Regions from separate parts of the Homo sapiens genome. Here region 2 is linked to region 1. Evidence: read pairs that join two places in POLR2A ChIA-PET (ENCODE). Cell type or tissue: HepG2. All regions are shown on one strand. Links, peaks and the distances in the headings refer to the core of each region. The heading gives the core; the rest is flanking DNA. Region 1 has its middle 32 kb from the start of PIM1. Region 2 has its middle 77 kb from the start of FGD2.

The links. Peaks named below come from ENCODE experiments on the same cell type or tissue, not always from the same donor. Only the 100,000 strongest peaks of a DNase experiment are listed, where the experiment ranks them.
Region 2: POLR2A ChIA-PET joins it to region 1 with 11 read pairs; 11 of 35 experiments call an interaction of 5 or more read pairs at or near these places.

Annotation. Positions count from the first base shown.
Region 1 is chr6:37,132,398-37,143,672 of GRCh38, forward strand. No RefSeq gene overlaps it. Among named protein-coding and RNA genes, the nearest start is that of PIM1, 32 kb to the right of the region's middle. RefSeq lists enhancers at 5,041-5,877, 8,940-9,457. In HepG2, for the core only: no CTCF peak of the experiment used is centred there; DNase peaks (open chromatin) are centred at 4,004, 5,294 and 5,774; H3K4me3 peaks cover 1,619 bases.
Region 2 is chr6:37,077,401-37,088,675 of GRCh38, forward strand. No RefSeq gene overlaps it. Among named protein-coding and RNA genes, the nearest start is that of FGD2, 77 kb to the left of the region's middle. RefSeq lists enhancers at 25-553, 6,183-6,683. In HepG2, for the core only: no CTCF peak of the experiment used is centred there; a DNase peak (open chromatin) is centred at 6,221; H3K4me3 peaks cover 367 bases.

The DNA.
Region 1 (11,275 bases), core at 1,883-9,882:
GTCAGGAGTTCGAGACCAGCCTGGCCAACATGGTGAAACCCCGTCTCTACTAAAAATACAAAAATTAGCCGGGTATGGTGGCAGGAGCCTGTAATCCCAGCTACTCGGGAGGCTGAGGCAGGAGAATCGCTTGAACCCAGGAGGCAGAGGTTGCAGTGAGCCGAGATCGCGCCACTGCACTCCAGCCTAGGCAACAGAGCAAGATTCAGCCTGGAAAAAAAAAAAGAGACTCTGTATCCAAAAAAATATATATGCATGGTCACACATGAACACAAGAACATTTTTTTCAATTACTTTTAAGAGTTTTTCTCTCTTTGGGGGACTCTTTCCTGTTCTGGCCTAAATTGCTAAGGAGATAAGAGAGGTGAAAAAGAAAAGTAGACCTGCCGGGCGCGGTGGCTCACGCCTGCGATCCCAGCACTTTGGGAGGCCGAGGCGGGCGGATCACGAGGTCAGGAGATCGAGACCATCCTGGCTAACACGGTGAAACCCCATCTCTACTAAAAATACAAAAAAAAATAGCCAGGCGTGGTGGCAGGCGCCTGTAGTCCCAGCTACTGGGGAGGCTGAGGCAGGAGAATGGCGTGAACCCGGGAGCGGAGGTTGCAGTGAGCTGAGATCGCGCCACTGCACTCCAGCCTGGGGGACAGAGCGAGACTCTGTCTTAAAAAAAAAGAAAAAGAAAAAGAAAAAGAAAAAGGTACATGGAGGCCGGGCGCAGTGGCTCATGCCTGTAATCCCAGCACTTTGGGAGGCCGAGGCGGGCCTCCCAAACCTCATTCCCGGGTTTCCCCTGGGTCTTCTTTCTCTTAAGACAAAGGTGTACAAGGCTCACTGTGGCTCTTGGTTTTATCCTTCCATGGGACATTAATATTTTATTTATTTATTTGTTTATTTTGAGATGGAGTCTTGCTTTGTCACCCAGGTTGGAGTGCAGTGGCGTGATCTTGGCTCACTGCAACCTCCATCTCCTGGGTTCATGCAATTCTCCTGCCTCAGCCTCCCAAATAGCTGGGATTACAGGCATATACCACCACGCCTGGCTAATTTTTGTATTTTTAGTAGAGACAGGGTTTCACCATATTGATTAGGCTGGTCTTGAACTCCTGACCTCAAGTGATCCACCCACCTCATCCTCCCAAAGTGCTGGGACTACAGGCGTGAGCCACCACTCCCAACCTATTTTATTTTATTTTATTTATTTTTGTGGGGCTGGGCTTGGTGGCTCATGCCTGTAATCCCAGCACTTTGGGAGGCCAAGGCAGGCAGATGGTTTGAGTTCAGGAGTTCGAGACCAGCCTGGCCAACATGGCAAAACCCTGTCTCTACAAAAATAGAAAAATTAGCCAGGCATGGTGTGGCGCATCTATAGTCCCAGCTACTGAATCTGAGGAGAGAACATGGCTTCACCCTAGGAGGTTGAGGCTACATGAGCTGAGACTGTGCCACTGCACTCCAGCTTGGATGACAGAGCCATATCCTGTCTCAAAAAAACCCAAACCCAAAAAACCCACATTATTTATTTTTATTTTTTCGAGACAGGGCCTCACTCTGTCACCCAGGCTGGAGTGCAGTGGCAGGATCCCGGCTCACTGCAGCCTCGACCTTCCCCAGCTCAAGCAATCATTCTGTCTTGGCCTCCCAAAGTGCTGGGATTACAGGCGTGAGCCATAGTGGCCGGCCAGGCATTAACATTTTAATGACTAGATCTAGAGGTTTGATATAAATATACCTCCTCCTGTAAACATTTGTTGAGCCTATTCCCAATTGCCAGGCACGAGGCCAGGCTCTTCCACTGCCTCACAAGCACCCTGGTCCCGTCCTTGAGTCATCAGCTTCCCAGATGCTTCATATGGGAACCTTGGAGAATCGCGGTGTGCGACTCTCCTCACCCCATTCCTCTCAAATCCAGGCAATGACCAAGTGTCCTGAGATTCATCTTCTGTCTCCCATTCACGCTTCACTTCCATTTCCACAGGGCACCCCCCTCAGCCCTTCCTTGGGTCACTTGTGTCACTGCAATAGCTCATTGACAGAGGCCCCTGCCTCCAGCCTTACCTCCTTCTAATCTATCCCCCTTCATCACGTTATCCCCCAACTCCAAATCCTTCAAGAGTTTCCCAAGTTTCCTTCAAGATCCTCCGTAATCCTGCCCAGACTCTCCGTGGTGGGATGTATTTTATAGAGACCTGCCTGATCCTTGACAGGGGTTTCAGTGAGGGAAGGAGGTGAGGGTCCCAGGGTGCCAGCCTGAGCGGAGGGGTGTGGACACAGGAGGGCCTGGTGCAATGTGGCTGGGGCGAAAATCTGAATCATAGTCAGTGAGGGCAGCCAAATTCCTATCTGGGAAATCAGGGCAGTCTGAAGGGTGAGGCCAAGCTGTAAACAGAATGAGTAATGAGGTCAGAAGCTGGTGGGGACCAGAATCACGTCTAGATGCAGTTCAAGGAAACGGAAATGGTACAAGGCTGAGGCTGTGAATTGAATTATAAGAAGGTATTGAAGTAACCCAAACATGCTGCTCTATGCAGGGATGGGGGTGGGAGGAACAGCCCGAGAAATCTCCCGTTCCTCTCGCTCCCTAAAAGGGTACCAAATACATGCTCTTTGCTTTTTCATGTGTGTGTAAAGGCCCTGTCTCCCCTGCCGCCTACAGTTTCATACCCCTCATATGCCTCCTAGCAATGCCAAGTGATTTGTTCAAAGTTGCATGCAGGCAGATGTGGAAACAGGGCTATATCCCTCCAGCCAACTGGGGATATGCTAGGGCAGTGAGCTGAAACTCAGGTTCATAGGTTGGCAAATTACATCTCAGATTCTTCATCTGTAAAATGAGGATAATAACAACATACTTCATAATAGTGTTATATTACAATAACACCACTATGAGGATTAGCCAAGCAAATATTTCTAAAATACTTAGAACAGTGCTTGGTACCTCGTATATGTTGTATAAGTGTTCGTTAAATAAAAATAAGGTACTCAGCTGGTAGGTAGGGCCAGTACTGAAAGTCAGTTCTAATTTTAACATTTGAGTCCTTAGCTCTTCCAAAACTAAGGTCAACAGCAGGCTACGGTGGACTAGGCTGACTACAGGACTTTCAAAAATTAATTTTCCCAGCCAGGCATGGTGGCTCACGCCTGTAATCCCAGCACTTTGGGAGGCTGAGGCGGGCGGATCTTGAGGTCAGGAGATCGAGACCATCCTGGCCAACATGGTGAAACCCCGTCTCTACTAAAAATACAAAAATCAGTTGGGCGTGATGGTGAGTGCATATAATCCCAGCTACTTGGGAGGCTGAGGCAGGAGAATCACTTGAACCAGGGAGCTGGAGGTTGCAGTGAGCAGAGATTGTGCCACTGCACTCCAGACTGGCGACAGAGCGAGACTCCGTCTCAAAAATAATAATTTTCCACTGTGTGCGATGGCTCACGCCTGTAATCCCAGCACTTTGGGAGGCCAAGGTGGGTGGATCACTTGAATCTGGGACTTTAAGACCAGCCTGGGCAACATGGCAAAACCTCGTCTCTACAAAAAATACCTGCCCCCCCGCAAAAAAAAAAAAAAAAAAAAAAAAAATTAACCAGGCATGGTGGTGCGCACCTATAGTACCAGCCACTCAGGAGGCTGAGGTGGGAGGATTGCTTGAACCCGGAAGGTCAAGGTGAGCTGTAATCTCACCACTGCACTCTAGCCTGAGCGACAGAGCAAAACCCTATCTCAAAAAAAAATATTAATTTTCATTTCAACTTAGAAAAACATGCTGTTGACTTATTTCACTGGGGCACACAGGAAATACCACTCAAGTTACTACCCTTACCTGTTCTTAGGAAACCACTCAGAAATCCAGAAGGACCAGTTCAAATATACTACCTATCCCAAATTTAATAGGCCTCACGAAAAAAAAAAAAAAAAGAAAAAAAAAGCCAGTCTTAGAAAATGACTGTGGGTGTCAAAACCAGCAAGGATTAGGCAATGGAGTTGAGTCCAGCAAGGTTCAAGGCTACAGCTCGTGTTGGAAAGGGAGCTGTGAGGAGTTAATGCAAAGAGGAGGAAATATTCTATTTATTTTTCTCAAAACTATTGGAGGTGGTAGTGTTTGGAAAGGGAGGGAGGAGGGGAAAATATGAGTGTATGGTTTGTAAAGTGATAAAATATGGACTCAGTGTATTGTAATAACTCAGTAGCAATTCAGAGAAGATAGTGCAAAAGTCTGTTTGCTCTAGCCATCTATCAACCAGAAACCTTTATTAACTGAACCTCTCACGCGACTACAATATGGCACTAATAGATGTTTGAAAATGATGACCCTGATATACTGCAAAATCCTAAACAGCTTTCTGAAACAGGAGAAAAAAGATGAAATGAAGCTTGCTATGGTTTGTGACAAGCGTATTTTATTGTATTCTAATTTTTTCAAAACAAGCAATATTTTTGTCATGTGTAGTATGTGATGATTTATATGCCATCTAATAACTTTCTATTCGTCATAATATTAGAACAATACATTACCCGACTGTGGTTGGTATCAGGGTTTAATAAACATTCTTTTTCTCCTAACACGCCACCACCAGCCCAGTTGCTTGGTTCCATTTTCCCTCCCGTTGTCCTTTATTTAATTTTAGGCCCAAACTTGACCCCAGTGGTCTTCCACTGTTTTTATTCTTCCCTAAGGAGGGTGTACCTGGCCTCAGGAGCCACTTACCCGGCCTCGCAGAAGTTTCACACTTCTGTTTCACACCCAGGGTGGAGCTTTCTTTCTCATAACAGAAAATAAGGAGGGACAGCCGCCTGGGTACACTTAAAAAATAAACGCATCTCTGGGGAGGTAAGGTCCTCGGAGAGCCAGGCAGTGACAACTGAGTGGTGTGGAGCACGTGGATTAAGTAGAACAGAAACAGATCCTGCCAGGACCGCCCCAGGGACGCCAGAGACACAAAGCAGAAACTGATTGTGCCCGGAGGGCCCTGCATCCCTTACCCACGCTGGAGGTTCTCCCGCCTTTTCTAATTACCTTCCCATTTCTTTTGCTCCCCTTCTCAGCCCGAGTGTTCAGGACTCTGCATACCACAGAGGTCAGACACAAATAAAATCCATACATGGACTCCATTCTCGGGTCACAGAATTTGGTGAACAACTCAGATTGAAGATGGCTCCCGCTCCCACCTCCCAACCCCACCACCAAAGCTTTGCTTGTAAACACCAGTCACTTAGTAACACCCTCCATCAGTCGCCTTTGGGCTATTATTCATCACCGACTAACCTTAAACCAACTTCATCTTCACAGGGCTCCCCCTAGAAGAGAGGAAATTCCACAGCTCTGATGTGATGTGAAACGTGATCTGACCGCCCCAGCACTCTTTCTTTCTCACTCTCCCCAGCCAGTTCTCAAACTGGGTTTCCCTGGCCCCTCTCGGGGAGGCCTTCTCCCGCCCCACTCTCCACCCCCTACTTCTTTCCCTCTCCATTTTCCACGCTGTAACCTGATAGGCTGGAAATGCAGCTTCTTTCATCTTATATTTCCCACATCCTGAAAGTTTGGAGAGAAGGAGCCCACCCAGATGAAGGAATTCCAAGTATGTGCAGCCCCCTCCTCCTTTAACTCCATTCACAAAGCAGATTACTAATGGCCCGAGGCTCCAGGGAGGCCCCATCCCCTCCCCACCCCCCACCTCCCAGGGAGTTTACTCATTCCACATCCTTACTCCTCGCCGGTACAGAAACCTAAGTCCACATGCCGAGAACCAAAAATTAACTTTTCCCTGGACTCTGAGCCTAAGAAAAGCTTTCAAACCTCACTCTGATTGGGACTGCAGTGGCCAGGAGATTCTGCTTACCAATCATTTGTCCCCTCTTTAGCATTTTTAGATAAAAGGGTTCAGGGAATATGAGTCATTGGATCAAGGGGAAAGGATATAACTGTAAATGCGATGCATGTCAAGGAGGCATGCTCAGGTCTTTAGGAAAGATCACAGGGCGTTCTAACTCAGAGTCATTTCAGCAGAAATTGTTTCAAGACCAGAGTAAGAGATGCTTCAAGATAGGCAGAGAATGTGTGGGGGAGGCCGGGTGCGGTGGCTCAAGCCTGTAATCCCAGCACTTTGGGAGGCCGAGGCGGATGGATCACGACGTCAGGAGTTCGAGACCATCTTGGTCAACATGGTGAAACCCCGTCTCTACTAAAAATACGAAAAAATTAGCCGGGCGTGGTGGCGGGCGCCTGTAGTCCCAGCTACTTGGGAGGCTGAGCCAGGAGAATGGGATGAACCCGGGAGGCGGAGCTTGCAGTGAGCTGAGATCGCGCCACTGCACTCCAGCCTGGGGGACAGAGCCAGACTCCGACTCAAAAAAAAAAGAATGTGTGGGGGAGTATGGGGGGTGCGGCGGTTCTGGTAATGTTTTTTGTTAAGAAATGTCTTGAGTCTTCACTACCTGGAAATTAGTGATCACGAAACGTGCCCCTGGGTCAGTTCTTTGGTCCTCCTGTCTTGAGTTCTGTCACTGACAGGGAAACAGGACAGGGACAGCTTCTTTGACTCAACCTCAACCTCTTCCTCAAAGGTTAGGAAGTACCCCCCCAAGCATCCTTTTTCATTAAGGATGCTTAACTATCTTATCTATCCTTCAAGGAGGGTGAGAAAGCAAAGCAGTTTTGAATCTGTACCCGCCTGGGATAATCAGTTCCCTGAGCTTACAAGCTTTGTGTGACATGGAATTTCCTGTATCAAGGAGTTCACTCCTGTCCCAATATTAGGAAGTACATTTAATAGATGTCTACCCATGTTGTCTTTGCAACTCAGGATAGAGTTGCAAAACTTGCTCAATGCAATAGCATTTAACAACAACAACAATATATATATATGAGATAAATCTGGGCATATGTTAGTGCATAGGGTTATGCATTCAATAGGTCTAATGATTGCCAAAGAACTCTCATAGAATTCAAGAGACCAGACCTGGAAGATGCAGTAACAGTGATAAGAAATAACAGACTGTGGCAGAACAGCCACATTGCAACTCCTTGGACCATTCCCAAGGTGCTGAGAAGAAATCTGTACTGCAGCTCAGCCCCAGGTTTGCAATCTTTATGTTTAAAGTGCCGCCTGCTCATGACATCCAACTGGTAATAGGCTCCTACCAAGGCTCAGCATCCTTAGGAGATAGCAGCACAAAATGATAGAATCAATGCCTGCAACAACAGAGCAAGTATTCATCTCTCTAGGCCTCAGTTTCTTATCTGTAAAATACTAAGGCTACCCCAACCCTTGCTTATCAAAGTGCAATCCCCAGACCAGCAGCAATGCATCAGCGGCTAACTTGGGAGATAACTAGAAATGCAGGCTCTCAATCCCCACTCTAACCTGTTGCATTTTCACAAGCTCCCAGGTGATTCCTGTGTACATTACAATTTAAGATGCCTTGGCCTAGACTCAGGCTCTGCAAAGGTCCTCTACATAGTACTGAAATTGTCTGATCTCATTAAGTGGCTTCCAAGGAAGTTTTTCTTCTCTGATAAATAGTTTTCCGGCCAGGCACGGTGGCTCACGCCTATAATCCCAGCACTTTGGGAGGTTGAGGTGGGCGAATCACAGGGTCAGGAGTTCAAGACCAGCCTGGCCAACATAGTGAAACCCCATCTCTACTAAAAAATACAAAAAATAAGCCAGGCGTGGTGGCGGGCACCTGTAATCCCAGCTACTCTGGAGGCTGAGGCAGGAGAATCGCCTGAACCCGGGAGGCGGAGGCTGCAGTGAGCTAAGATTATGTCATTGCACTCCAGCCCGGGCAATAGTGTGAGACTCTGTCTCAAAAAAAAAAAAAAAAAGTTTTCCTTCTTTCTTCTGCCTCCAGTCTTGGAATGTACTGTGTCCTCTGCCAAGGAACTCAAATTTTAGTAGGCATAGGACTCATACAAAGACCTTATTTACAATGCAGATTCCTGAACCCCATCAAGAAGCTGACTAGGACCGTGGTGGGGCCAGAGAATCTGTGTTTCAATCAGTCTCTTCCATGCGGTTCTACAGATTATGGCCCCAGATTACATATTTTTTTCTTAACTTTTCTGTTATGTAAAATTTCAAACATGGAAAAAAGAGACAAAATAGTAATATTAAACTATCATGTTTCAATCCCCAGCTTCAACAATTATCAATCAACTCAAGGCCAATTTTGTTTTCCTCAGATCATATTTTTGAAAAACTCATAGCTAGACCCTCCAGACCTTCCAGATTCCCTTCACCTACCTTTAGTGTTCAGCGTGTTCTCACTGAGGGCAAGAGTTATATCCTATTATCTTAAAATCCCCAGTATCTAACACAGTACCTGGCACATGTGGTACTCAATAAATTTGTCATAAAAATAACAAATTAAAAATAATTTTAGGCCAGTGATGGTGGCTTATGTCTGTAATCCCAGTATTTTGGGAAGGCAAGGTGAGAAGATCACTTGAAGCCAGGAGTTCGAGACCAGCCTGGCCAACATGGAGAAACCCCATCTCTACTAAAAATACAAAAAATTAGCTGGGCATAGTGGCGGGCACCTGTAATCCCAGCTACTCGGGAGGCTGGGGCAGAATTGCTTGAACCTGGGAGGTGGAGGTTGAGGTAAGCCGAGATTGCGCCAGCGCACTCCAGCCTGGGCAACGAGAGCGAAACTCCATCTCAAAACAAAAAAGAAAGAAAGAAAGAAAGAAAAACAACTTTAAAGTAAAACATAAATTATCATCTGCCTGGATGGTTTACACTGCAGGTAGATGGCATTAGTTGTGTTCTGATTTTTCAATTATTTGGCTGTGACTCCTTTTGCAGTTAGGGAAACGAAGGCATTCAAATGCATTGTACCAAGTGAAAGAATTAGAAAAAAGATTCCAAAAGCCCCAGTTTACACCCCCTTCCTTCCTGGTTTCATCATTTTGTAAAAGATCTTGTGCCTGTGTGTGTGGTAAGAGAGAAGGTAGGAAAATACCTCTGGGGAATGAGGATATCATCTCAGGGCCTTTGTTTCACTCTTTAACCTAGTAATAAATCTCTTAAAGCTCCCGTGGTATTCAGAATATCCTGTCTATGGCAAGGTCTTCCCACAGTTGTGAAAGGAATTCAAGTTTACTAAGTGGACAGAGCCCTGATATTCCAAAGGCACAGTCCAGCCCTTTTCACCTATTTGCTAATTAGAATGGCTAAATCTCAGTCCTGGGTATGCTAAATAATAGGAGGGAGGGTAAGAGAAGGCAGAACCGAAGCTGAGAAAAGAACTCTGCAGTTCCAAAACTCAGCACAACAATCAAGGGATAAAGTGGTAATTAGGCCTGATTATCATGCAAGGCAGCCCTGGTTAAATTGGAATGTAGCCGGAGAGACGAAAGGCTGGATGGAGAGTTTGCTATGCTGGAGACATGCTTTGATGTCTGCAGGGAAGGTTGTGTTTCATTCAGCCATCCAACTAACCAAAAAAAAAAAAAAAAAAAAAAAAATTGTTGCAGAAGCAATATGAAACCTTCCAAAATGCAGCATACGGGAAGCAGAAGCAGAGAGCAAGTGGCTGGGTCTGAGCTCTCCTTCTGAGTGAGTGTGTGTGTGTGTGTGTGTGTGTGTACTTAGATGCAGCTTTTCTCAGATTTACTACTCCAGCTTCTTGGATCTGTCAGAAGACAAGAGAGAAGAAAGAGTGCGCGCACCAACTATTAACTCACTATCCTTGGTTGAGCAAATTCTTATAACAAGGGAGAATGTGTCTAAGCTCGGGGCAGACTTTTTACCTGCTGTGGGGAGGAGGCAAAAGAAATAAGAGGTAAACTACTCTGTGTGTCCCTGAGAGGCCCAAAACTAAGATAACAGATGCTGATGGAGTCATCTGAGGCTGCCAGCTACCACAGCTTTTATACCAGCTGATGTAGGAAGAAGAAAATGAGCCAAGAAAGTAGGCTAATCTCCTAGAGAAACACAAAATAGGTAGCAAGTAGCATTTTTACACCTTTCACTCTTTAATTGCTTTAGACCCAGAGCTGTGAGGCACAAGGAATTCCTTTGGTGTCCTTACTTTACCTTTCTTACCGTTTTAGTGGTATTCTCTGTTCTAACATAATTGTTTTGTATGGGAGCTCACTACTTAGCTAGGGGCATGCCCCAAACCAACCCACAACTTTCAACTTCCATGCAAGAGACTTTTAATGTGACTTGGTATTGGGAGACAATCAACTTTCTACTAAATCACTGACAGAAAAACAATACCCAGGTGTGTGGTGAGATGTTATTATTTTACTTATTCACAGGGTGCTCACCATAGGAAGTAAAATGTACAATCCTGGCTTAGCATTAAGAAAGTTCACAAAGGCCAGGCGCAGTGGCTCATGCCTGTAATCCCAGCACTTGGGGAGGCTGAAGCGGGCGGATCATGAGGTCAGGAGTTCGAGACCAGTCTGACCAGAATGGTGAAACCCTGCCTCTACTAAAAATACAAAAATTAGCCAGGCGTGGTGGCGCATGCCTATAATCTCAGCTACTCAGGAGGCTGAGGCAGGAGAATCGCTTGAACCCAGGAGGCGGAGGTTGCAGCGAGCTGAGATAGAGCCAGTGCACTCCAGCCTGGGAGACAGAGCAAGACTCCGTCTCAAAAGAAAATAATAATAATAGTAATAAGTTCATGAAAATACAAAAATCGGCCAGGTGTGGTGGCTCACGCCTGTAATCCCAGCACTTTGGGAGGCTGAGGTGGGCAGATCACCTGAGGTCAGGAGTTCGAGATCAGCCTGGGCAACACGGTGAAACTCCATCTCTACTAAAAATACAAAATTAGCCGGGCGTGGTGACACATGCCTGTAATCCCAGCTACTCAGGAGGCTGAGGCAGGAGAATCGCTTGAACCTGGGAGGCGGAGGATGCGGTGAGCTGAGATCGCACCATTGCACTCCAGCCTGGGCAACAAGAGTAAATCTCCGTCTCACCAAAAAAAAAAAAAAAGGAAAAAAAAAGAAAAAAGGAAAGAAAAGAAAATACAAAAATCCTACATGGGAGACTACATGGAATTTCTATTCCTTAAGGATCGCCAAAATAAGACCCACTCATCACTATGTTCTATCATCCAGGCACATAGTTTAATTTTATTTTAAAAAGGAATAAAGTAAGTTGTTGATCAGATTATCTTGAAGGAATTAGAAGAGCATTTAATATATGTACAACACGTGGCTTCTTGGGTTTATCACAACTTTTTCCTCTCTGCATTTGCAATGAATGGACCATCCACAGAATCTGCTGTCTTTTGCTGTGATTTCTTCTGTTA
Region 2 (11,275 bases), core at 1,349-9,348, 56 kb before region 1:
GAAAAAATTGGCAGGGCTGACAAAGCCTTAGATTCACAGGCACCAAAGGGAAAAATAATGGTGCCACAGGGGTAGAGCCAGGGACCTGTGCATGTCCTCGTGTAGGAAAAAGGCAGGAGGCAGCAGGCAGCAGGCAAGCTCTGTTTCCAAGGTGCCTCATTACACTTCCACCCCTCTAACTTCATACATGGGAATTCTCCTTCCCGATGTAGAAAACCTGCCTCCTGACCTGCAGCCACACAGCTCGGTCACCACAGAGCTAGGCAACCCCATTCCTGTCTAGTCCTTCTTTTCAACATGGTCCTGAGACTGCTCCCAGTTCCAGCCCTCCCCAAGAGCAAGAGCACTGTGCTTGGAGTCCTGAGTACCTGTCTCTCTGCCAGACCTGCCCCCTTCAGCCTAAAAGGCCTCTGCCAGCCAGGGCACGACTCTGCTGCATCCAGAGGGGCCAGAGCCAGCCCCGCCAGCAAGCAGCACACCGTCTGCGGCCAGCCGCCCACCACCTTCCCACTTCCAGATGTCTCAGAGGAGCCCTGGCTGCCTTGGAGCCCGCATGGGCAGCCCTGTCCTGACATGCCCCTGCCCCTTTGCTGCCCTGCCTTGCACTCTGTCTCGCGGCGGCCAGATGTGCCGGCTTTGGTGCTGGCGGCTCTTAATGAGGTCCAGATGTGCAGCTTGGCCCGGGCCAGCAGCGGCTGCTACCAAAGGAGAGGGAGGCCCTGTGAGGGAGCAGCCAGGCTGCAGCTGGCCGCGGCGGTGCTGGAGGAGGAATGCTCTGGGAAGGATTCCCACTGGAATGTGGGCTCTCGGGATGTCTCTGCCTAAATAAGGACCTAGCTTCTTCTTGGAGCTGGAGGCCCCAGCTCCTCTAGGTGCAGCAGCACTATGAAAGTGTCTTCAGCTGTCCCTGGATCCTTTTCTTGACGGCTGGCTTTTTTTTTTCTTTTTTTACTAATTTTAAAAGTTATATAGAGCCGGGCGTGGTGGCACGTGCCTGTAATCCCAGCTACTTGGGAGGCTAGGGCAGGAAGATTGCTTGAGTCCAAGAGTTCCAGGCTGCAATGGTGCTATGACTGTGCCTGTGAATAGCCACTGAACTCCAGCATGGGCAACAGAGTGAGACCCCATCTCTTGAAAAAATAAAATAAAATGTTATATACAGTGATGAAAGGCAATTTAGAGATCCCAAATAACCTAAAAGACGAAAACAAAGAAGAAAATAAAAATCACCTATAATCCCATGGCCTCAACTACTATTAAAGTTCTGGCATGCATCCTGCTAGACGTTTTTCAAATACAAATATACATAAGTTTATTTGTTTAAATCATGCTGCAAAGACTCTCAAAATCTGCATTTTTCACTCAACTCTTTCCAGTTGTGTCTGCTACACAGGTATTTCCCAAATTGGCTCCACAGAACACTAGGACCATTTTGCTATTAATTGGGAGTCTTCCACGAACTGTTTGAGATGCATAGGCTTATGCCAACTTAAATGGGCTGCTTTGCTGAAGGACTTCTTGGAGTCTCTAATTTACTAATGTGTGTTCTGAATCATCAAGCAGAGACTGGCACTTCTTAAACACATTTCACCATGAAATCCCTTGAGGGATCCTCTTGGGGCTTGAGTCTATGGAACATCATGTAGGAAATGCATTATTCATCATGGCTGCAGAGAAGCCAATTGCATGCGTATGCCATGGTTTATTCCAGCATCCCTCAATGGATGAACATTATTATGGTTGTTTTCAACTTACTGCTATTATAAATAACCCTGTTATGATGAGCATTCTCATACTTCCATCTTTTTTTTTTTTTGAGACGGAGTCTCGCTCTGTCACGAGGTTGGAATGCGGTGACGCGCTCTTGGTGCACTGCAATCTTCACTTCTGGGGTTCAAGCCATTCTCCTGCCTCAGCTTCCCGAGTAGCTGGGACCGCAGGCGCCCACCACCACGCCCGGCTAATTTTTTATATTTTTAGTAGAGACAGGGTTTCACCATGTTGGCCAGGATGGTCTCAATCTCTTGACTTTGTGATCTGCCTGCCTTGGCCTCCGAAAGTGCTGGGATTACAGGCATGAGACACTGCGCCCGGCCACATACTTCCATCTTTGTTGTACAGAAACATTCCAAGGAATAGGACTGTTGCTCATGTTGAAGACCATTTTAAACTCTCAGGTTCTAGGCTACACATGGCTCTTGCCCCAGCTCCTTATTTAATCCTTGCATGCTAGGGAAGGGGTCTACCTCATTAGCACAAAAGGAGGCATTGAGGAGGATGGGAAGTGTGGTCTGTGAGTCTTTATCCATTTCTTGAGCACTTGTACTACACTGGGCTTGGGGATTGTAGTGAAAAATAACTTTTCTTGGCCTATCATAAACAACACTGTAATGAACAACTATTATTTTCCAAAGAACCATTGCAACCAGAGAGTGAAACCACATTTGGGGTGCAGAGAATCTGTTCCTGGGTCACCTATGAGGCCATACAGCCCTGTAGCGCCCCTAGGTGCCTAGCAGGGGGACGGAATCTGTACAATCCCTGAGGTGCTAAAGTGCAGAATGAAGCTTCCCTGTTTAAGTGGGAATACAGTAAGCACATCACAAGCATAGCTCAGACATGGGCAAGACTTACCACTTATGTCTTCCTCCATATTCTTCCCTTTGATCCTCACAACACCCTTGTGAAGCAGGGAGTATAGACTTAAGTTCATTCTACAGATAAGGAAACTAAGGCTCAGGGCAGGAGACTTGCCCAAGGTCGCACAACTAAGTAATGGGGAGAAACTAGACTCCAGTGACACCACTCCATGCCTCTAATCAACATTATCACCTGATGAACTGCACATTACTGTCAGCAAAGAATGCATTCCTTCCTTTACAAGGGGCTTTGTCAACATGGGATGTAGGACCCAGGTTTTTTATTTTTTATTTTTTTTAAGAGACAGGGTCGGCTGGGCGCAGTGGCTCACACCTGTAATCCAAGCACTTTGGGAGGCCGAGGCAAGTGAATCACCTGAGATCGGGAGTTCGAGGCCTGCCTGGCCAACATGGTGAAACCCCGTCTCTACTAAAAATACAAAACTTAGCTGGATGTGGTGTCCCGTGCCTGTAATCCTAGCTACTCAGGAGGCTGAGGCAGGAGAATTGCTTGAACCCAGGAGGAGGAGGTTGTGGTGGGCCAAGATTGAGCCTCTGCACTCCAGCCTGGGCGACAGAGCAAAAATCCGTCTGAAAACAACAACAACAACAACAAAAACAGGGTCTTGCTCTACCCATGCTGGAATGCAGAGGCATGATCATAGCTCACTGCAGCCTCAACCTCCTGGGCTCAAGCCATCCTCCCGCCTCAGCCTCCTGAGTAGGTGGAACTATAGGTGTGCTACCTCCACACCAGCTAATTTTTAAATTTTTGTGCTGGGCAAGGTGGCTTACGCCTATAATCCCAGCACTTTAGGAGGCAGAGGCGAGCAGATCACTTGAGGTCAGGAGTTCAAGACCAGCCTGACCAACATGGAGAAACCCCATCTCTACTAAAAATACAAAATTAGCCAAGCGTGATCTTGCATGCCTGTAATGCCAGCTACTCGGGAGGCTGAGGCAGGAGAATCACTTGAACCTGGGAGGCAGAGGTTGCAGTGAGCCAAGATCGTGCCATTGCATTCCAGCCTGGGCAACAAGAGGGAAACTCTGTCTCAAAAAAAAAAAAAGAAAGAAAGAAAGAAAAAATTTTTTGTAGAGATGGGGTCTCGCAATGTTGCCCAGGCTGGTCTCAAACTCCTGGCCTCACGTGATCCCCCGGACCCGGACACTTTGATTGGGAGTGGAGGAAAGAGCCCAAAAGGTCTGGAGCCTGTGGCCTGAACCTCAAGGCCACTCCTGGCTGTGTGTGTGTTTTCTTTGGTGGGGAGGTGGGGTGGAGAAGGGAGGGAGGAAATGAAAAGAGAGCTCTTCAGAGAGGAGCAATACAGTCATAAATAGGTATCACTGTCAGGGAGCAGCTCTTATTCATCTTTGCATCCCCAGCGCCTTGCACATAGTAGATGCTCCATGCAGGCTCCTAAACTGAAGACATAACCCCCAGCCCCTGGGATGATCTCTCCCGTGCTCAGTCCTGCATGGAGACCTGTGTGTATTCTCTTCTTGGCTCCCCTCACACTCATCCTAACTTCTCTTGCCCCATCTTTCTCCACACTCTCAATCTCCAATGTCTGCCCCTTCTCACTCCCCTCCCCTGCCAATCACTGAAACGTCAATTAATTGAGACTCATGTCCCTTAGAAACAAACTCAGGTCTATAACTGAGGGCTCTAGCTAAGCAATTCTTTGATCTCAAGGACTCTTTCTAGCTGGGGCTCTAGACCGTATTTAAGTATTAGGTTTCTTTTGAAAATCTAAGCAAAGGTAGAGATCCCAGGAAAATACCCACCCAGCAAAGATGTGCCTTCGGTGTCAGGAGTTCACGTCTGGACCTTCTGAGAGCTGTGGTTGGGAGAGGCTGTCCTGGTGGACAGTGCAGTCCATACCCCTGTGAGGCAGCGGGTTTCTGCAACCTTCCCTCTGCGTGGGAGACTACTCGGGATTTGTCTCCCACACAGCCAAAGGCTTGTCCAAAACTAACAGGTCCACCATCCCTTATTCTCAATTTCAAAATCCCTGAACTTCTGAAAACCATATGATAAAACAAGTTTTATCATAACACATTTGACTGCAGAACTTAACCTGACATGAACTTATTTGGCAACAAAATGGCCTCCAACTGACGCAAGGCTATTTACAGCCTTTATTTACACCATTTAGTGTGTGAATATTCATGGACTTTGCTTAAAAATATTTATGTGTTTACCAGGTGCTGCCCCAGATCCTGCGGTGGGTATTTCATAATATACAGTGTGCGCACCATGGCTTTTTTCTAAACGGTGAAAAAATCTGAATTCGGAAACCTATCTGGCCCCAAGGGTTTCAGGTAAAGGACTATGAATCTGTAGCTATAAAAATTTCTCCTAAAAAAGTTCACAGGCTGGCTGGGTGCGTTGGCTCACGCCTGTGATCCCTGCACTTTGAGGGGCCGAGGCAGAAGGATCGCTCGAGCCCAGGATTTCAAGATTGGCCTGGGTAACATAGTGAGACCCTGTCTCTACAAAAAAAAAAAAAAAGTTAACTGGGCGTGGTGGTGCGCACCTGTAGTCCCAGTTGCTCGGGAGGCTGAGGTGAGATCGCTTGAGCCTGGGAGGTTGAGGCTGAAGAGAGCTGTGATCATGCCACTGCACTCCAGCCTGGGTAACAAAGCGAGACCCTGTCTCAAAAAAAAGAAAGAAAGAAAGAAAGAAAATCATTCACAGGCTTATGAGCAAAAGAAGCCAGGGAACAAATGGGCACCCACCGTATGATTCCATTTATATGAAGTTCAAGAACAGGCAAAGCTGATTGTTGGTGGTAGATCAGAACAGCGATTACCTGTCGGGGGCGAGACTGATGGACAGGAGGGAGGTGAGGGAACATTTTAGGGTGCTGGAAATGTTCCGTATTCTGATCTGGGTGGAGATTGCATGGGTACATACATATGTAAAAATTTATCAAGCTGTACAGTAAAGATGAGTGTGCTTTGCTGTGAGTCTGTTATACCTCAAAATAAAAGTAAAAATAAAACTTACGGGAATACATTATCTCAAATTAAGCAATAAGAAGCTGCTCCCTTGGCACTCCAACCCACCCTGCGATATCTTCTAACTTCCCAACAAAGCTTAAATTAAAATGATCTTAATATAAGTTTGGCTTTTCTTTAATCCCCAGAAATGAGTTTAACACAAAGTCACTTTTAATGAATATTTTTTAAACTCTGACTTGCCCTCAAGAAGAATCCATCCCTGGAGCAGATCTTTGCTTTGAAAGTGCTGCAGGATAGCACCCAGGCCTGGTTCCCTTCACCCTCTCCACTCTCAGCACCGCCACCAGGAAGGATGTCTCCTGGCCCCACTGCCTCCAGGACGGCTGCTGAAAACATACCAGCCAGGCGGCATGCAGGGACCCAGGCCTGGCATCCTACCCGATGTGCTGCAAGTCAGAACTTGCACCCAACAATATCCTGTAATTGCATCTGATTAGCTGGAATTTGGAATCTGTACTTGAGAACAGCAGGGCACAGGAGACTCCTTGATTAAACAGGTCAGAGAACCATACGCTGCTAAGAGGAACGGGGGAGCCTCTTCCCGCAGCAGACTCATTGCTCAACATCTGATTGCACATGGCCTTGTCCTTTGACACTCACTCCCACAACAACCCTACCCCCACCTTCCTCCCATTTCCTATCTGGGTCCTGGAGCTCAGCCCACTGGGGCCTTGCTTCTCTCTGTGGCTCCACTCCTGACTGGGTTCAGCCCACACGCCAGCCTTCCCCCGCTCCAGCCACAGGGCTCTGGTCTGATGGCCTCAGGCTGTCCTCGCCTGCCTCAGATCCTTTGAGGAACAATTCAGGGTATAAACAAACCGACTTACTTGGACTTTTTCCTCATCTTTCTAGCACAGTGCTGTCCAACAGAACCTTCCATGCTGATGGAAAGATTCTATATCTGCTTTGTGCAATGTGGTGGCCACTATCAACATGTGGCTATTGGGCACTTGATGTATGGCTAAGTGTGAACGAGAACCATATTTTTTATTTTTATTTTTCATTTTTAATTATAGCTGGGCATGGTGGCTCACGGCTATAATCTCAGCACTTTAGGAGGCCGAGGAAGGCAGATCACCTGAGGTCAGGAGTTCAAGACCAGCCTGACCAACATGGCAAAACCTCGTCTCCACTAAGAAATACAAAAATTAGCCAGGTGTGGTGGTGTGCACCCGTAATCCCAGCTACTTAAGAGGCTGAGGCATGGAATTGCTTGAACTCAGGAGGAAGAGGTCACAGTGAGCTGAGATGGTGCCACTGCATTCCAGCCTGGGCGACAGAGTAAGACCCCTGTCTCAAAAAAATAAGATAAAATAATACAATGCAAATATTTGTGGCTATTGGCTACCACACCGAACAGTGCAGCTCTAGAGAGAGGAAAGGCATGGGACTTAACACTCCTTTAACCTAACCTAGTGGCCTGGTGTCTCAGGAAGGTGTTTTGTCTGCTCTTTGAAGATACCCAGCCCTCATCTCTCCAGCTCCCAGATCTGTCTTCTTGTAGAATAACTGAGCATTTTGTTAAGCTCCTAAAATGTGTCAGACATTTTGCAAATGGAACCCAGATGTACTGGACCACCTGGAGGCTCGTCCCAGCATTCAAAAAAGGCTGAGATTCCAACGCTGCTTAGAAAGCACCATAGTAAGTCTCTCCTAAGAGTCTCTTGGGGAAGCACAGAGAGGAAATTTTTTCACAAAACACAAGGGGCTTCTATCCCTGCCCAAGTCCCAGTCCTCAGCACAGCAGTTCAGCTTCTCTCCTCCCACACCCCAAACCTAGTTCTGTTGCTGTCTTCTTGCTCTGTCACTCAGGCTGGAGTGCAGTGGTGTGATCTCGGCTTACCACAACCTCTGCCTCCTGGGTTCAAGCAATTCTCTTGCCTCAGCCTCCCAAATAGCTGGGACTACCAGTGTGCACCACCGTGCCTGGCTCGTTTTTGTATTTTTAGTAGAGATGGGGTTTCACCATGTTGGCCAGGCTGGTCTTGAACTCCTGACCTCAACTGATCCGCCCAGACCAGGCTGGTCTTGAACTCCTGACCTCAACTGATCTGCCCGCCTCAGCCTCCCAAACTGCTGGGATTACAGGTGTGAGCCACCACGCCCTGCCTTCATCTTTTCTTATTCAAAGAAATTTGATCTACTCTGGATTTTGCTCTGCCTCACCTCTCTTGAAACAGCATACAAACACGCCAGCTGCCACCCTTCCTCCTTGGCAGGAGAAAGAAGACAGAAGTGGCAAATACTTAGTATGTAACTCTTTCTCCTTTTAACCCTGTTACACAAGGTCGTGATTATCCCCAGTTTACAGATGAGGAAACAGTGGCACTCACTAGTTTAGGGCACACTGCTAGGGAATGGAGAAATCACAACACAAGCCCAGAGCTGTCAGACTCCTGAACAATGTCCTATGCCATCTGTCCCCACTCTCTGATGATAAAACCCCTACCGATGGCTGATGACTAAACCAATCCGCATTAATTTAACCAGCTACCTTGGGCTGGGCGCGGTGGCTCACGCCTGTAATCCCAGCACTTTGGGAGGCCGAGGCGGGCAGATCACAAGGTCAGGAGTTCAAGACCAGCCTGGCCAACATGGTGAAACCCTGTCTCTACTAAAAATACAAAAATTAGCCAGGCATGGTGGCACATGTCTGTAATCCTAGCTACTTGGGAGGCTAAGGCAGGAGAATGGCTTAAACCCAGGAGGTGGAGGTTGCAATGAGCCAAGACTGCGCCACTGCACTCCAGCCTGGCGACAGAGCAAGACTCTGTCTCAAAAACAAACAAAGAAACAAAAACCTGCTACCTTTAGAGCTCCTGGATTACTCCACCCCAAGGAAATTGTTTTTTAACCAGGAGAAAAAGACTTGACCCAAGAAGTGACTCAGGATCTCAAACCCAAATTTCTCAATCTGGACTTCAAGGCTTAGCAGGGCATGCTTAGCCTCCTCGCCTGTCACCTCCCAGTTGTGACAAGGTGAGCCTGTTCTCCAACTCATACCAACTCAGCTGTCCACCCAACCCATAGCCAGGCCCTCCCTACTACTAAGCAGGATGATGCTTCTCTCCCCCTTTTAAAATCATGATAAGCTGGGTGTGGTGGCTCACTCCTGTAATCCCAGCACTTTGGGAGGCCAAGGGTGGGGGGTGGATCACCTGAGGTCAGGAGTTCGAGACCAGCCTGGCCAGCATGGTGAAACCCCATCTCTAGTAAAAATACAAAAAAATTAGCTGGGTGTGGTGGCAGTTTCCTGTAATCCTAGCTACTCAGGAGGCTGAGGCAAGAGAATCACTTGAACCTGGGAGGCGGAGGTTGCAGTGAGCTGAGATCGCGCCATGGCACTCCAGCCTGGGCAACCAGAGCGAAACTGTGTCTCAAAAAAGAAAGAAAGAAAGAAAGAATCATGATAAAATACACATAATATAAAATATGCCATTGATATCATTTTTTGGTGTACAGTTCCGCAGCATCCACATTGTTGTGCAACTATTGCCACCATTCATCTCCAGAACATTTAAGCTTCCCAAACTGAAATTCTACACCCATTAAACTGTAACTCCCCATTCCCTGTTTCCTCCGGCCCAGCCTCTGGCAGACACCATTCTACTTTCTGCTTCTATGGGTATGCGCCTCATATAAGTGGAATCATACAGTATGTTTTTGTCCTTTTGTGTCTGACTTATTTCACTTAACATAATATCTTCAAAGTTCGGAAGTTCTGTTTCTGCTTTCCAGGTGTGGTGGCTCACGCCTGTAATCCTAGCACTTTGGGAGGCCAAGACAGGCAGGTTGCTTGAGGTCAGGAGTTCGAGACCAGCCTGGCCAACATGATGAAATCCCCTCTCCACTAAAAATACAAAAATTAGTTGGGCGTGGTGGTGGGTGCCTGTAGTCCCAGCTACTTGGGAGGTTGAGGCATGAGAATCACTTGAACCCGGGAGGTGGAAGCTGCAGTGAACAAAGATCGTGCCACTGCACTCCAGCCTGGGCAACAGAGCAAGACTCCATCTCAAAACAAACAAACAAACAAAAAACATACCAAGTTTCTATTTTAAGCTGAATAATATTCCATTATGCAAATTCCTACTTTAAGCTGAATATTATTCCATTATGTGTATATGCCATATTTTGTTGATCCATTCATCTGTTGATGGACACTTGAGTTGCTTCTACCATTTGATTATCGTGAATGATGCTGCTATTAACATGAGCATATGAATATCTGTTTGTGTCCCTGCTTTTTTTTTTTTTTTTTGAGACGGAGTCACGCTGTCGCCCAGGCTGGAGTGCAGTGGCGTAATCTCGGCTCACTGCAAGCTCCCCCTCCGGGTTCACGCCATTCTCCTGCCTCAGCCTCCCGAGTAGTTGGGACTACAGGCGCCCGTCACCGCTCCTGGCTAATTTTTTTTTTTTTTTTTTTTTGTATTTTTAGTAGAGACGGGGTTTCACGGTGGTCTCAATCTCCTGACCTCATGATCCACCCGCCTCGGCCTCCCAAAGTGCTGGGATTACAGGCGTGAGCCACCGCACCCGGCCGTTCTTGCTTTCAATTCTTTGAGGTATATAACCAGAAACTGAATTGTTGGATCATATGGTAACTCTCTTTAAGTTTTTGAGGAACCACCATGCTGTTTACTACAGCTGTTGCTCCCCTTTCAAGCTCATCCCACACTCCTCTGCTGCTCCCCTTTCAAGCTCATCCCACACTCCTCTGACATCTCCTACATTAGCTGGCATATTAGCTGTCGCACTTTAAAATGTGATACTGAACTCATTTCTCCTAACCCAAGGGTCTGGAGGAGACTCAATGGTGACGTGCCATGGGGCAGGTTTTGACCTGGTCCATTTCAGTGTTTGTGCTAGAAATTCTAATAAAAAGCATGTAGGTCTGCTAATCAAATATAAAGATGTTGCAAGATGAGAGGTCTACCACACGCAGAATGAAGATTTTAAAATACTGTGACAGGCCAGAGTGATGAAGCTATAAAAATAGCTTTTTTTCATTGAGTGCCATGATAGACCAATTGCAATGCTAAGTTTATTTCCTTTATATACCATTCATTGAAAGATCACAACTCTTTAAGATCAGAATTTTTTTTTTTTTTTTTTTGAGACAGGGTGTCATTCTGTTGCCCAGGCTGGAGGACAATGGTATAATCACGACTCACTGCAGCCACAATTCCCGGGCTCCAGTGATCCTCCCACTGCAGCCTCTTGAGTAGCTGGGACTACAGGTGCACACCATGATGCCCGGCTAATCTTTTTTTTTTTTTTGTAAAGACAAGGTCTGGGTTGGGCATGGTGGCTCATACCTGTAATCCCAGCACACTGGGAGGCCGAGGCGGGTAGATCACCTGAGGTCAGAAGTTTGAGATCAGCCTGGCCAACATGGCAAAACCCCATCTCTACTAAAAATACAAAAATTAGCTGGGCGTGGTGGTGCACGCCTGTAATCCCAGCTGCTCAGCAGGCTGAGGCAGGAGAATCACTTAAACCTGGGAGGTGGAGGTTGCAGTGAGCCAAGGTCACACCACTGCACTCCAGCCTGGGAGACACAGAGTGAAACTCTGTCTCAAAAAAAAAAAGAGAGAGAGAGACAAGGTCTC